Linked DNA regions of Mus musculus: region 2 is linked to region 1. A link is a loop called in an ENCODE intact Hi-C map of the cell type or tissue named here. Cell type or tissue: left cerebral cortex. All regions are shown on one strand.

Region 1 (8,000 bases):
TCTAGTGATGTTCTATTTGCATGGGGGGACAACTTCAAGTGTTTTTCCTGTGTGAATGATTGTTGTGGTCCTCTCGGGGGGGGGGCGCTGTGTTATGTGTTTCAGAGCAGGTAAAGTTAGGCGGGAGTGGGCCCCCACTCCTACTGTTCTCGGTTACTCATGGGGTTTGGGTTCACTCACCCTTACCAGTTCTTCTGCCTGGTGGCATGGTCCACTTGCCCCACATACACTGAATTATAAAGAGGCAAATGTAAGATTCTGACCCAGCTCTCTCCAGCCTCAAAGCCATTTTCCCACCACTTCATGCTGCTTCCCATTCACACTGGTCACTGATAATCTCGAATAGGACAGAGTTACCAGTTTCATCTCCAGGTAATGATACAGAGGACAAGCTTCCAATTTGAAGAAAAAAAATTATATATATATATATATGTGTGTGTGTGTATGTGTATGTATATGTATATGTATAGATAGATAGATAGATAGATAGATAGATAGATAGATAGATAGATAGATAGATAGATAGATAGATAGATAGATAGATAGATAGATAGATAGATAGATAGATAGATAGATAGCTCTTTGCTCTAGCTCCATTCTCTATTGCTGTGGTATGATGCCAGAACCCCCCTGCTAGACTGTGCAGTACCTGGGAGCAAGGACCTGTTCGATTCAGTGATATGTGCTCTGCTTTAGCTCTGTGTATGGTATAATCGTTGTGATTACAAAAAGATAATGAGATATTAAGATATGTTCTATGGGGGTGTGGTGAGGTATGGGAGAAGGGGGTGCCTTGGTGGGCTCATGCCAAGGCATCCCTTCCTCCTGAGGGACTGGCACACAATGGTATAGTATAGAATAGAGTTTATTCAGGGCATCAGACGGCAGTTAAGAGGGTAGTAGAGGCAAAAAATGGCAGATAAAGGGAGAGTGTAGAGAAGTAGAGGCCGGCCGTGACCATGTGGAGAGAGTGGGGAAGGGAATGGAGAGGGGGGATCAAGGGGGAAAGAGGTAAGAGAAAAGGGTAAGAGAGGCAAGAGAGAGGAAGGGGCAAGCAGCCCTTGTTATAGCTGGGCCAGGCCTACCTGGTTGTTGCCAGGTAACCATGGGGCGGAGCTTACCTGGTGTTGCCAGGTAACTGTGGGGGTGGAGCCCAGACAGAATACCAACAATAATGGCTGCTCCAAACTAAGGCCTGAATCAATGCATGGGGCATTGACCTGTGCCGTTCCACACTCTGCACCCTGTGTGCCTCTCCAGGACCTCTGTCTTCCCAGCCCTCCCTGCTTATCCCATGGAGTCCCTGTTGTATTCCGAGCCAGGGTTCATGTAGCAAAGTCTATCTAGCAGTAACTGGGAGAAAAAGGCATTTTAGCTGAATTTTCCTGAGGGACAGAGTCCAGCATAGCAGGGAAGGCAAGTCCTGGAAGTTAGGAAGCAAACAATAATACTTCATCCCTACACAGGAAGCAGAACAAGAGAGCAGGAAATGAGGTAGGCTATAAAGCCTCAAAGCCCACCCATGGTGATGTGCTTCCTCCAGCAGGTTCCACCTCCCAAAGGTTCCCTTAGATCCCCAAACAGCAGCAGCAACTGAGGACCAAACACATGAGCCTAGGAGAGACGTTCCTCATTCAAAGCGCCACGCATTTACTCACAGCCAGTCTCATGCCGGGTACTGTGGAAAGGGCTGCAGTTCAGCAGACAGATGCTGCAAGGCCCCTGCTCTAAGGTGTGTGCGTCCTACCAGGGAAAGCCGGGGAGAAAATAAGAGGCTCATGTTACTATTGACAGGATAGGAACGCACACAGTGTGGGCCACAGGAAGAAGTGGGTTCGTTTTGTTTCCTAGAAAAGTCAGAAAAATAAAAACCCACACTCACACATTCAAGTCTCAGAAGAGTACAGAATCATGGTCAGTCACCACTTGATACATGTCACCACTGTGTTCAGCAAGCATCCAGATAATACAGCACACTAGACACAGAGGCCCAAGTGAGTGGCCAGGCCCACCCTGCCTCTGAACCTAGTCTAGAGTGAATACATCTCCCCAGCTTTCCTCAGACAGCTCTGGGTCACGAGACACTCTGTTAGCATCTGACGAATTTACTATAACTGCAGGCACAAAAGGGCACCTTTGCAGCTCAGTTGGGGCCACGTGACTGGCTATAGACCAATGGGAAGAAGCCTGGATCTCTGAGATACAACATGGACCAAGGACACATGCTTGCCTGGCAGTCATCAGTGAGCTGTTTCCAATCATATGTGTGGTCTCTGAGAGCCTAGTATTACGCTCGGCACTTCATCTGCCCTTCATTTACATGACATCAGCTAATGGAGTATTTTTTTTTTAGGACAATGATATGTAACTGGTAAAGTTCTCAAAAGAAAGATTCAAGGTGAAACAACCATGTAAAGTTAACCCACGATGCAAACCAAGGATGGAGGGAAAGGCCACAGATTAAAAGTGTATCTTTAGCAGATAAGCGTTATTATAGAAATAGACGTTTCTCTTAGTGTTTGTGCTGCTGCTATTGCTTTCCAACGCTTCTCACTAAGTCCAAATTCTCAGGAGATCCAGAAGGATGCACACAAGGCTGTTGTCTGTGGTGCAGATTCCTGGGTTACTACACGTCATGGTGGTTCCACATCCGTGGAAGCCCCAGCACACAGGAAGCGGTGAGCTTTGAAGATGTCAGGCAATATGCAGGAACCCAGTAGGTTATGCTGAATCTGCCATGGTAAGGAGGCCCAGCCTGGGACAGGAGCACAAAGCCAAGAGGACACAAACCTGTTCTTCAGTTCTAAGAACATTCAGAAAATCCTAAGTGCTGTCAAAAGTAGGAGTTGTACCTGTTGCGGCAGTCAAGGCACAAAGCATGGAATGGTAAGATGGCTCATCAGTTAAGAGTACTGGATGCTCTTCCTGAGGACTTCAGTTCAAGTTTTTATCACCCAAACCATGTAGCACACAAGCACCTATCACCCCAGCTTCAGGGCATCTGATGCCCTCTTCTGGCCTCGGTTGGCACTGCACTCGTGTGCACACACCCACACATATAGGCACAAAATTCAGAATACATTTACAAAAGAGGACTCAAGGACGGTGGCTATGGAGTTAGAGTGGGCACCTGTGAGGAATTGGGGAAGGTGTGGAGAATGATTAAAATACAATGTATGGAATTCCTAAAGGTATTCTAAATAAAAAAAAATAGAACTAAAAAGCAAACCATCTTAAGAAACAAATACAAAAAATCGCAGCCTTAGGAGGGCTCCTTGATCTCCCAGACATATTATAATCTCTTGCCTTTAAACAGAAATTCTATAAAGCATAAAGCAAAGCGTGAATGGTCAGCAGTGTAGCATTATAGAACATTGCAGATACAGTGACTCTGTTGTATAGTGTATGAGATGTCAGGTCATAGAGCATCGCTCACCACATCATGGTCAGCTCAGGGTTCTATAACAAGGTAGCCTAGACTGAGTAGGTAATAAACTACAAGGTTCCATTTCTCACAGACTGCTGGCCAGACATCTGGCCAGTTCTTGTGAGCTCCAGTCACTGGCTTCTTGCTTTATCTTAAATGGCATAGAAAGTCAGAGCTATCTGGGGCTTTTAAACAGCGGCAATAATCCCAGTAATAAGGGCTCTCATGACATAATTACTTCCCAAGGCCCCAACTCCTAATTATAACACTGAAGGTGGAGTTCAGTGTATGAACTTGGGGTGTGACATGTTTTTAAACCACACGGAGCTTTTAAAGAATCATATGCATCTAAAAACAATTCCTGGATTAATTTAGGATATATTAGTCACATAATTTCAATTTAGGTTAGCGTTCTACGGTCTCCAAGAGCCACTCAGAGCTTCTTTAATAGATTGGTTTAAAAACAAACAAACAAACAAACCCCCAATGCCTGGACTAGGTGGGCTCTGTTTCTCCAGGGCAATACCCCACATGGTCATTGGCTTTGGAATATTAATTACAGACGTGTTTACCCAGGCTCGGCTTTGAACTTTAACTCTCTGCTAGCATATACTGTTCAGCATGCATTCAGTGTGCCCAGCAACCCATGGGGAGAGGTTTTCTACAGAGCAATGCTGGGGCCTGATTTACACTGTAGTTGTGCAAACCACTTGTGTGGATGCACCGTGCCAACACCAACATTCTTTTTAAAAGCTCACAGCTGGCTGAAGATTTAGCCGAGATGCTAAAGTACTTACTTCCTTATGTATGTATGAAGCCCTGCTTTTGGTCTCCGTCTAGTCTGGATGTGCCAACATATGCCTGTAATCCTAGCACTCAGGAAGTAGAAACAGGAGGGGTCAGAAGTGTGTAGCAAACTCAAGGCCAGTCTGCGCTCCTTGAGGCCTTGTCTGAAAACAATAAATAAATGAATCAAAACTAACTAGCCAACAAAGCTCCCTGCTTCTAAGAGGAAGCCAATTTGTGCAACCCTACTGTGTAAACATGCCTGGGTCAAGTTAAGAGTAGAGGCTTGGGGTAAGCAGGCCCCATTTGTGAATGTCACTTAATCCTCCTATGAACCAGTTTCCTTGTTTGGTAACAGGAACACTAAAGGCTTCCTCCACAGCCCTGTGTAGAGGATTAAATGGAAAGCCCTTGGCACCGAGCCCGGCAGTTTGCGGATGCAGAGCTGAATAACTGAACAGCTCGGTCGGCAGAGTCACCTGCTATCTCAGAGCGCGAGTGTTCTCACATACAAAAGTAGCGTTATCTCCTTTCAGGGGCTGTGGTAGAACACAGAGTTGATTGTAGAGAGCATCAGGCAAGAGCCTGACAGGACTAAGCATGTTCTATATGGTTCTCCAAATCTGTCACTCACTGAGACTTCTGGCATGATATCCTAAGGGTAAAGGTGTCCCCTGCTCCTCTCCTGCCCCCCTGCTTGCTGCATTCAGTTCCTCCCAGGCACATTTACTGTGAGCGTTCCAATCTACTAGATCTGCCCCTGCCTTCCCCCCGACCCCCCCCCCCCGTGTAGCACCCCCCACCCCCCACCTCTGCTGGGCTTGGTGTGGACAACTTCAGAAGACTAAGGCCTCGTTTGTAAAATACCTCCTAAATTCGAGGTCAGTTGAACAAATTCGACAAGAAGTTGGACACAACAGCCGGCAGTGGTGGCGCATGCCTTTAATCCCAGCACTTGGGAGGCAGAGGCAGGTGGATTTCTGAGTTCAAGGAGCCTGGTCTACAAAGTGAGTTCCAGGACAGCCAGAGCTACACAGAGAAACCCTGTCTCGGAAAAAAAAATAAAAAGAAGTTGGACACAACAAGGCGATTTAAAAGAGCTGTCTTCATTTGTGTTCTGTAAATCCATTGTTCCACCATTCAAGCATAAAACAGCAGTAGCCATCTTCCCGTGCTTTATGTTTTATGGCTGCAAGATGAATGAGTTCTCTCAACATGTGAATCCCGCCCTCTGGTAGCGTGCTCTTGAAGATGAGCCAGTAGACATCCTCACGCTGTCTCCCCATGTTTACTCTGCTCTTGTGTACTGACTGCAGGCTACTGGATTATTCATAAGAGGTACCTTCTCACTTTGCACAGGCTGAGCTCCATGAGCCAGGAAACAGCCACGGCAATTGCCTGAGCCTGAGGTCGGATCGCTAGCTCTCTTCACTCCATTCATGCAAGCTTAATAAGCCCTTTCACTGCCTGCCTCCCAAGAGCTGAGCAGGATCCTTAAACTGAGCTTACTGGATAAACAGCCTCATAGTCTCTCACAGCAAATGCATTTCTCTTCCGTTGCTGTCCTGCCATCGGGGTAGACTGAATGGGTTAGCGAAGATTGGTCCTGGTTGCTGGCACGTTATATCATGTATACTTTAAAGAAAGAGGGTTATCAGCCAGATGACATTCTCTGAAGAGGTAACAGGATGGCTAAGATGCAGGACTGGATTTCCTAGTCTTACCCATGCCTAATGTCATCATTACCCATCATTGTCAACCTGATCAGACTTAGTGTCACCTAGGAGACACAGCTCGGGGTGTGTCTTTGAGGGTGCTGGAGAGAAGAGCCACTGTGAAGGTTGATGGTGTCCTCTCATGAGCCAGAATCCTGGTAAAGGAAAAAAAGGGGGGGTAGGGAGGGGGAAAATTAAGGCAAATACCCCATTCATCTGTTTTCTCACTTGGAACACAATGTTACCAGCTGCCTCCCTCTCCTGCAGCCATGCCTTCTCCACCAGGAAGGATCATACCTCTTCAAACTGAGAGCCCAAACACAACCTGTCCTCCCTTAAGTTGTGAATAGTTAACTTTTTTGTTGCTTTAATAAAATACCATGACCAAGGCAACTAAAGAAGATAGTTTATTTTAGGAAGTTCATAACAGCAGAGGAAGCAAGACAGCAGGTGGCTGGAAGAGGAACCTAGAAATATCTTCAATCACAAACAAGAAAGAGGGAATAGGAAGTAAGGCGAGGTTCTAAACTCTCAACGCCCCCCACCCCACCCCCACCCCCGCCTTGTGATGCACTTCCTACAGCAAGGCCATGCCTGTAACCCCTACCCCAAATGTGCTACAGCTGGGGAGCAAGTGTTCACATGTATGAACCTAAGGCTGAAGGTATCCTTCTAACCAAGTTGCTATCGGCTGGTATTTTGTTACATCAACGATAAAAATAGTTACTATTTCAAGAAACAATGAACAAAATCTACTTGTAAATTCAATTGTGAGGACTTGGTGAGGAGAGAAACTAAGTTGCCACAAATTTTTAAATGAGGCTCCAAGGCTTCCCCCCTACAGCATCCAACAGAGACACTGATTTCAGGTTAAGACATGAAATTTCATTTGATAGTACATTTTCAGCCAGTATGGTGGTGCATGCTTCTAACCTCAGTACTTGTGAGGCTCGGTCAAGAGGACTGTCATGAGGTCAAGGTCAGCCAGGGCACATAATGAGTCCCAAGGCTACATAACAAAATTCTTTCCCAAGAAAAAAGGACATTTTCTGCTAACACCTTTTTATATACTGACCTTTGACTTCAAAGAATCTGCAGTTAAATAGGCAACCAAGGGACTAAGTCCAAATTTAGCTGTTCTTCCTTCTTACTGGGTACTTTTTAAAAATAAGCTACTTAGCTTACTGGACTTCTAATTTGTTCATTTATAAAATAGAAATATGTGTTAAAATACTCAGCAAAATACCATTCACACCTTGTTTAATAAGAATAAATGGCAGGACAGAAGTGCTTAGTTTGTGATACCAGCTCAGAACAAGGGACAGTGAAAGGTGAAAAACTCAAAGACCATGGAGTTTTCAGTGTGTGTGTGTGTGTGTGTGTGTGTGTGTGTGTGTGTGTGTGTGTGTGTGTGTGAGAGAGAGACAGAGAGAGAGAGAGAGAGAGAGAGAGAGAGAGAGACAGAGAGAGAGAGAGAGAGACAGAGAGAGAGACAGAGAGACAGAGGTGGGGAGGGAGAGACAGAGAGACACAAACACACAGAGGGAAAGGGGGAGAAGAAAGGGAAAGGGTAAGAGTAGGGGGAAGGAGGGAGAGAAGAAGGGGAGAGGGAGAGAGAAAAAGAGAAAAAGATGAGGCTTTAGTTCTTTATTTTATTGATTATAAGACCCTCTAGTTCATTTCTGAGATAATAGTATCAGACTCAGTGGTAACTGCATTGTGGGGGCACATGAGCACACATACATACCCCCCTCTCATAACTTATATACCCATGCATATGAGAAAATATGGTTTCTGGGCTTTTTTTATACAGCAAGCTAAGAAAATAGCACACTCCTGGTGCCTAGAACTACATATGAAGCAAGAGACCCTTAGCATCAGCCTAGAGCAGGGTCCTCTGGGCCTAGTAGGAGTCCTGGACTACTGGTTCATCTACTTGCAGCAGCAACCTAAAGGCTCTATGCCTCTGCAGGATGCATCTTGGCTCTCAATGCAAGTTGTCAACTCTGCTGTCTGATGGACAGGTAGCACATTAACTTTCTAAAGCATCTCAACATATCTCAAGATGTGAA
Region 2 (8,000 bases), 88 kb after region 1:
GTCACACTGTGGATTTTGTCCATGGGGTGCAGGCCGACATGTTGGGGTAAGCAGGCTATGTTAGGCCAGCAGGAGGAGGGAACATGGGAAGTATCTCTAAGCAAGTCCTTCTTTCTCTCCATACCCATAATTCCCATCTCTAAGCTACTGAGAAAAAGGCAAAAGATGAAGAACTTGGGAAGAAATGCATAACGTTCTAGTTAAAGTGAGGAATCTAAGAATAAGAAGTCAGGGCTGGAGAGAGCACTGACCACTCTTGCAGAAGACTTCGGCTTAATCCCAGTACCCACATGGTGGCTCATAACCATCAGTAACTTCAACTCCGGGAGATGCTATGCCCTCTTCTGACCTCTGTGGGCACCTGTACACATGTGCTACATACCAACTTAAGACACATACATACACATTCATAATTAAAACAAAATAAATATTTAAAAGGCAATGCGTCATTTTTAAAAAGAATTACAAGTTGTCAACTTTTCTAAACAAAAATCCTTCTAAATTAATTCCAAGCGTCTGCTACATGAACTGGGTACCATTTAGTAAGAAAACTGTCTGATTTTCAGCCAAATTGGCTTATGAAATCAATACACTAAGGGAACTAAATTTTACTTGTGCTGCAAACAAAAGTAACACAGAGGAGGAAGAGGAGGAAGAAGAGGAGGAGGAAGAGGAGGAGGAAGAGGTGGAGGAAGAGGAGGAGGAAGAGGAAGAGGAGGAAGAGGATCTTTCACTTGTATGATCATCTGCCAGGATCACAGGAATCCCATTAAATAAAAGCACATCTCTGCCAGACTCAGAGGGTAAATCAGGCTTCTAGTGACAAGTCCCACGTCTAGTGACAAGTCCCACGCCTGGAGCTACTAATAAACACTGCAGTGGAATAAACTCCACCAGTCCACCACACAGACGACTATCACAAGAGGCTGGGTTCATTTATTACACACAAGATTCCACAGACTGCTTGGAAAGGGTCTGACGATCTAGAGCCCTGGATTGTGTAAGCTTCCGTCATAGCAGGGGTGAGGGGCACCGAGGATGGCTAGGAAGAGAATTTGGATGAAGGCAGGCGTGGTTCAAGATGAAGAACGAGGACCCTGGGATTTCACAAGAGCAAGAGTTCTGAAAGGGCACGGTGGCTTGGTGACCTAGCCTTGGTGTTTACTCCCAGCTTTTCAGTGGCGTGCTTGCAAAGCAAGGGGACAAATGAGTGATTCTGGGCAATGCGTGTATCTAAAACGTTTATGATACTAGTTAATGAAGTAAAACAGCCACAGAGCCATAGCTCCCCAAACTGCTGTTTTGAAAACATTTCCTTTTTATTGGGGAATTGAGTCCATTGATATTAAGAGATATTAAGGAAAAGTGATTGCTGCTTCCTGTTATTTTTATTGTTAGAGTTGGAATTATATTTATGTGGCTATCTTCTTTTTGGTTTGTTAAAAGAAGATTATTTTCTTGCTATTTCTAAGGTGTAGTTTTCCTCCTTGTGTTGGAGTTTTCCATTAATCCCATATCCAGTTACCAAACCCAGACACTATTGTGGATGCCAACAAGTGCTTGCTGACAGAAGCCTGATATAGCTGTCTCCTGAGAGGCTCTGCCAGTGCCTGACAAATACAGAGGTGAATGCACACAGCCATCCATTGGACTGAGCACGGGGTCTCCAATGAAGGAGCTAGAGAAAGGATCCAAGGAGCTGAAGGAGTTTGCAGCTTCATAGGAGGAACAACAATATGAAACAATCAGTACCCCCAGAGCTCCCAGGGACTAAACCACCAACCAAAGAGTACATGGAGGGACCCATGGTTCCAGCCATATATATAACAGAGAATGGCCTTGTGGGACATCAATGAGAGGAGAGGCCCTTGGTCTTGTGAAGGGCCACAGTATAGAGAAATGCCAGGATAGGGAAGTGGGAGTGGGTAGGTTAGTGAGCAGGTGGAAGGGGGATGGGATGGGGGGGTGTTCAGAGGGGAAATGGGGAAAGGGGACAAAATTTAAAATGTAAATAAAGAAAATATCTAATTTTTAAAAAGATGAAAAAAGAAAATTATTTCTATGAGTTACTTGACTAAATTACATTTTTAACACTTCTCGAAACTTTGATGGTGCTGTGTCAATATGTATGTATGTATGTATATGTGTATATATGTATATATATATATATGTGTGTACATGTATATATGTGTGTGCATATGATTATGTGCATATATGAGTGTGTATGTATGTATGTGTGTGCATGTGTACATGTGTGTGCATGTGTACATGTGTATATGTGTGTGCATGTGTATGTGTGTGTGCATGTGTACATGTGTGTGCATGTGTATATGTGTGTGCATGTGATTATGTGTATATATGAGTGTGTATGTATGTATGTGTGCATGTGTACATGTGTGTGTGCATGTGTATATGCGTGTGCATGTGTATATGTGTGTGCATGTGTATATATGTGCGCATATGCACAATGTTGAGCTGCTAGGAGGTGAAGCCTAGCAAGCAGGAGTAGGTGCCTAAGGGTGTGAATCTGAAAGCTGTTATCTCTCCGGGTTCTAGCCTTTCACTCTGCCTTCTGGCCCTCCTTGATATCAACAGTCTCTGCCACAGACTCCTACACTCGATTGTTCCTGCATGCGTTCCCTGTGTGGACAGAAAACCTTTGAGACTCTGAGACAAAGTAAACCCTCCATTCCTTAAGTAGTTTCATTGGGATAGCCCAGTCACCTTAAGTAGTTTCAGTGGGATAGCCCAGTCACCGTGGCTCAAGAGTAACCAGCACACCCCTGCAATTATATCCTCTCCCTCTCCAGCTTTCCTCACTGTCTGGTGATATGTGTAATCCCAGCAGAACCCCAAATGTGAGGATATGCCAGTCCATCATGGGGGGGCATTTTGGACACCCATGGGGTTAGGAAGAATGTGGGGTGAGGAAGCCAACACTATCCCTGGTTTTTCAGCGAGTTCCCTTCTCTGCTCTTGGATATGTCACATACACTCACAGGCTCCCATTGAGCACTGATCAAATGAGGCACTGGGGCCTCTCTGTAAGGGTGCGCTGCAGCCTCACACTTCCTTAGACCTAGCAAAAGCCACAGGCTAACCTAGTTGTTCGCTTGCTGCTCAGGAGTTTACCTGCACAGATCATCTGCCAGTAGAGAGCAGGGTAAAACATCAGGTAGGAGGTGCGCATGCATGTCCACTGATCTCTGGAGTGAGGGGAAAACATAGAAAGATGCATTCTTCTCTTGGGTCTCCACAAAGCTTGCCTATAACACAGTGTGTAGCTGCTGGAGATTCTATCTTTTGTTTTATAAAAACTTTCACTCCTAGGCAGACATGAGAATCTCACAGTACCATTCTCAAAGTCCTTAGCTGAGAACTCTTTGCTCTGCCAAGGGCCAAACCATTCCATTCCAAGATGATAAAGTGGAAATTTTTCTAGGAAATAAACCAGCATTCAGATTTTTATAAGATATGGGGGACACATTACAGGAATGGTGCTTAATCTCAGAAGCAACTGTTCAAACCTCAGAGAAGCCAGCAGCCAGCACTGTCCCTGACTGGGAGGAAATGGGGGAGGGTGTGGGGAGGACCTACAATGACTATGCGCCAGAAAGAAAAACCAACGCCTCCAGCTAACCCAAGCCCAAGTGCTTAAGATTAAAAAACTAAAAAGAAAAGAGAAGAGAAAAGAAAAGAAAAATTATCAGTCTACTAGTGTAAATGAAAAGGGTAGGCACATCATGTGATGGTTTGTTTGTGTTTGGCCCAGGGAATGGCACTGTTTCGAGGTATAGCCTTGTTGGAGTAGGTGTGTCACTGTGGGTGTGGGCTTTAAGACCTTCATTTTAGCTGTCTGGAAGTCAGTTTTCTGCTAGTAGACTTCAGATGAAAGATGTAGAACTCTCAGTTCCTCCTGCACCATGCCTGCCTGGATGCTGCCATGTCCCTGCCTCAATGATAATAGACTGAACCTCTGAACCTGTAAGTCAGTCCCAATTAAATGTTGTCCTTATCAGAGTTGCCTTGGTCATGGTGTCTGTTCACAGCAGTAAAACCCTAACTAAGACAACTACCCACAAAGCCCCACAGCTACCTGACCGGCTTTGCAGACCTTACAGGACTCAAATTACAGCAGTTTACTCTTAGAAAAGAACTGACTCTGTTCTTTCCTGCGACAGTGCTAGGAGACCAGAGCCAGGTATGTCTCTCTGAGCTCAGGAGCTGCCCAGTGTAGGTTCTGGGGATCAAACTCAGGTCTTCCTGAAGTGAAGGAACTGCTATCAACCGCTGCACCATCTCTCCACCTGCCTCCATCTCTCTCTAAAAGATTTCCCTAAGGAAGTCAATAGTAAGGACATCTGACCGATCTCCTTCATGTCTTCAATACAACCACCTCAGCCATACCTTGGGGCATACCTCATTCTTCCATTCAGTAACCATACAGCATGAAGTTAGGGTTTTTAAATCTTGCAGTGAAGAACCACTCTCCATGACCCTGCTTGAAGCAAAACTGTCACGGAGGCGAAACTAGTTTAAGGATGTAGGTTTGAATTGAGATTTTTCTTTTAAATACTCACTGGGCACACTCACTAAGACACTCCGTGTGAGCGCACACACTAACAAAGCCTTCTGTCAGCGTGGTACGAGGTCAACCCCGATGGAACATTCGATCGGAAAAGCAGAACTCTGGGTGAAAGTCAAGCCTGTTTCCAGCAAGTCCGAGACTGACTCAGAGGAAAAGTGCAGTCCGCTGACTCACTCGCCCACTTCCTGAAACACCCAGTGTTTTTCTTGGAAGGGAGTTGCACACCGGCACCATCCCCATCCAGTTCTGATTAGACAACATAGAACCTAACCCAAACGGCCAAAACCAAGTGAACTCCTCGGAGCTGGCTTTCAAAGCAGACAGCATTCCTCAAACAGGCAATGCCTGGTTCCGAGGGCGAAGACTTTCAGCCAAACACACATGGCCAAAGGATACTTAAGACAGCACACCACTGGGTGCTCACGTGCTTTCCTCTTTATAACATAATTTCTCATGGAGAAAGAAAAACCCAGATAGTCTTTACCGCCAAAATTTAAATTGCTTTTAGCTCTGAAAATTTTCCTCTTTGTTTGGGGAAGATGTATGTGTGTGTAGGGGTATGTGTGAATGTGTGTGTGTGGGAGGGGGGTATGTACATGTGTCCATACCTGTCTGCCTGTCAGTCTGTGTCTCTGTGTCTGTGTGAAGGAAAAGTAGGTTTTCATTAAGCAGTCTGAACTGACCAGCCAACGAGTTTGAGGGACCCATCCTCCCCTAGCCCCTCGGCGCTGGGATGACAAGCACACACAAGCTTGTTTTAACACGGGCTCTTGGCATCAGACTGAGATCTCTGCAAGTGCTTTGCCAGTTGAGCTATCTCCTCAGACCCCCAAGCATGTGCCTTTATTTCCTAAGCAACTGTTCTCTCTGAGTCAACTGTGCAGAGCCCATTACAGAAGCAACAAATAACAAGAGTGAGGTCCACAGGTGTGCCAACCATTGCCGTGAAATCTTTGCATGTTTCAATATGGTTGATAATCACAAATCCTCTAAAGAGGCATGTGCCACTCTCTCTATTTACAGGAAACTGAGGCACATGGCACAGAAATACCTGATCCACCATCACCCAGGCTAAACACAGTTGAAGACTTTAACACAGATAGATAAAGGCAAACCTCCAAGCCCTGAGTCTCCAAGTGTGCCCTGGTCTACGAGCCTTGCCTTTTAGGATAACTAAGACGTTAAGAGCATGTTCCCCCTACCACCACCACCACCACACACACACACACACACACACACACACACACACACACACACACACACACACACACAACCTAGATCTACCTGTCTCTTTCATACATTCGTCTGAAACTCCCCGTGTGACTTTTCTGTCAGTAGGAATTGAGTCCTTCTGCAGTATTTCATTGTTCAGCCAAATGGACATGAGCCTCCCTTGTTTGTGAGTTCTGTGTATTGGCAGTATCAAACAGATCTATTAAAAACACTAGCAGGATCCTGTCCTCCACAGGGCCCTTGGGGAAGAAAAATACACATAACATTTCCGTCTTCAAAATAACAAGCAATTATACAGGACCGTGCAGTTTGTTTCCTCTTGAGCAATCCACCCTGGAAAGAGTTCAGACATCTGAGGCCTCTAGAATTTCACTTTCAGCAAGAAGACTATCCTCTTACACACCAGTCAGCAGCCGAGAAGCCCGCTCGATCTGTAACAAGTTCTCGGGGAATTAGCTCAAGTGTTCTGTGATTATGTGTTTCTAGTTCCAAAGAAGTGAGAAAATCCGAGGAGGTGAGGCAGAATAACACGCGAACTGAAATGCGCCTGGCACTGTGACCTTCAGATTAGCGCCGAGCAGGCAGTGTAATGGGCACAAATGCATCCACTAAGGAGCCCTCACAGAGGCAGGCTAAGAGGAATGCCTTCCCAGTTGGAGGTACTAAATATGCAAATGTACACCAGGCAGCCAGCATGCCTGGTGTGATTCTAGGGTCAACAAAGTGTCACCCTGGTTCCTTAAAACATATCCATTACCCAAGCTGCACAGTGGATGCCAATGCACTTATGGAAATGAATTCGTTCTTTCAAGTTAAACAGTTGTGTTCCCCAGAAAGCACTACTAAACCATAAATGCTCCTGAGAGCAATCACATATTATGCCACAAACATGTAAGTAAGAATTATCAGATAATTCCACCAGAATAGGAGGACTCTAGGGGCTCAAAGGCCTAAGAAGCCAGTGTCCCCAGAAACAGAAGAAATATGCTTCCAACAGATGCAGTAGTGAGCTACTGAAAAAGAAAAAAAAATGCCTGTTTAATATTCTCAACTATTCTCAACTATGAGAGAAATAGCAGCTTATACATGGAATGAGTATTTTCTAGAGCGAAACATACTATGTGGCCCCCAAACCCACCTCATTTAGGGGAAATGTATGGCCTATAACACGTGCCCTGCGTGAAGGCATACAGAGCAAACACGATTCACTCACTGCCTGTAGGAACATTTGGGCTAGCAAGACATACATGCAAATAGGAAAGTGGAACACAGGTTAGTAACACTGTCATTGGGATACCAGCAACATCCTATGGAACTGTCTTCCCAGCAGCAGCTGTCAGAGCAATATCCTAGAGGAAGCAAGTATTGGATGGCACAGCAGTGGCCCACTGGTGTGGGTATGGGCAGTCCTGGGACATCCCAGGCATGTCCCAAACGTTTATCTAGTATGGCTTTAACAGTGACTGGAAACGACTGGAACCAAGAGAAGAAAAGGATGAAGGAATGCCTAATGACGGATCCTGAGGGACCTTGTGGAATGTCTGGGGAACACCTTTGAAAATGCTAAGTCCAAAGACAATTATCTATTTATTATTAGAGCTTAAGAAACTATCCGTGGGGGTATTTCCAGGACGGGGATTGTTTCTGGTGCTCAGAGTTCACTAATTTTGAGATAATTTTGTCTGATCTTTTCATTTTGGTGGGAGCATCTACATTCTACCCTATTTATTATTTTAAAATGCACCCCTCTGCTGTTTCCATAGCAACAAACTGATTATCGGCCACCCTCTAAGCATCTGGTGACAGGGACTGGGATACAGTGAAGCCAATGAAGTACTTGCTGTAGAGGCATGAGTTTGTGAGTTCAGATCCCCAGCACCCATGTAAGAGCTGGGTGTGGCTGTGCGTGCCTGGAGCTCCAGTGGTGTGTGAATAGAGGCAGGCGAGTTCACTGGCCATGCAATGACCAAATGGATGTGCTCTGAGTTCAGTGAGACCCTAATCCTGAGACTGCCTGCCGTCTGTGGTCCATATGCATGCACACCTGTGTGCACACAAACGCGTTCCTATCACACACACACAAGAACAACAGTGACGCCATACATGGCGGTGTGCATGCCTGCGATCCCAGCACTCAGTAGGCTGAGGCAGGAGGATTGCTGTAGTTTGAGGCCAGCCT

What was found. Hi-C counts contacts between places; a loop is a spot of excess contacts. Peaks named below come from ENCODE experiments on the same cell type or tissue, not always from the same donor. Only the 100,000 strongest peaks of a DNase experiment are listed, where the experiment ranks them.
Region 2: a loop joins it to region 1, with 2.3 times the contacts of the local background. A loop is called at or near these places in 4 of 42 quality-filtered maps.

The regions. Positions count from the first base shown.
Region 1 is chr6:137,466,720-137,474,719 of GRCm38, forward strand. No RefSeq gene overlaps it. Among named protein-coding and RNA genes, the nearest start is that of Eps8, 180 kb to the right of the region's middle. In left cerebral cortex, a CTCF peak has its summit at 3,030 (motif pointing left); DNase peaks (open chromatin) are centred at 4,635 and 5,577.
Region 2 is chr6:137,554,300-137,562,299 of GRCm38, forward strand. All of the region lies in intron 2 of Eps8 (epidermal growth factor receptor pathway substrate 8), which reads right to left. Among named protein-coding and RNA genes, the nearest start is that of Eps8, 91 kb to the right of the region's middle. In left cerebral cortex, no CTCF peak of the experiment used is centred here; DNase peaks (open chromatin) are centred at 4,766 and 6,168; H3K4me3 peaks cover 210 bases.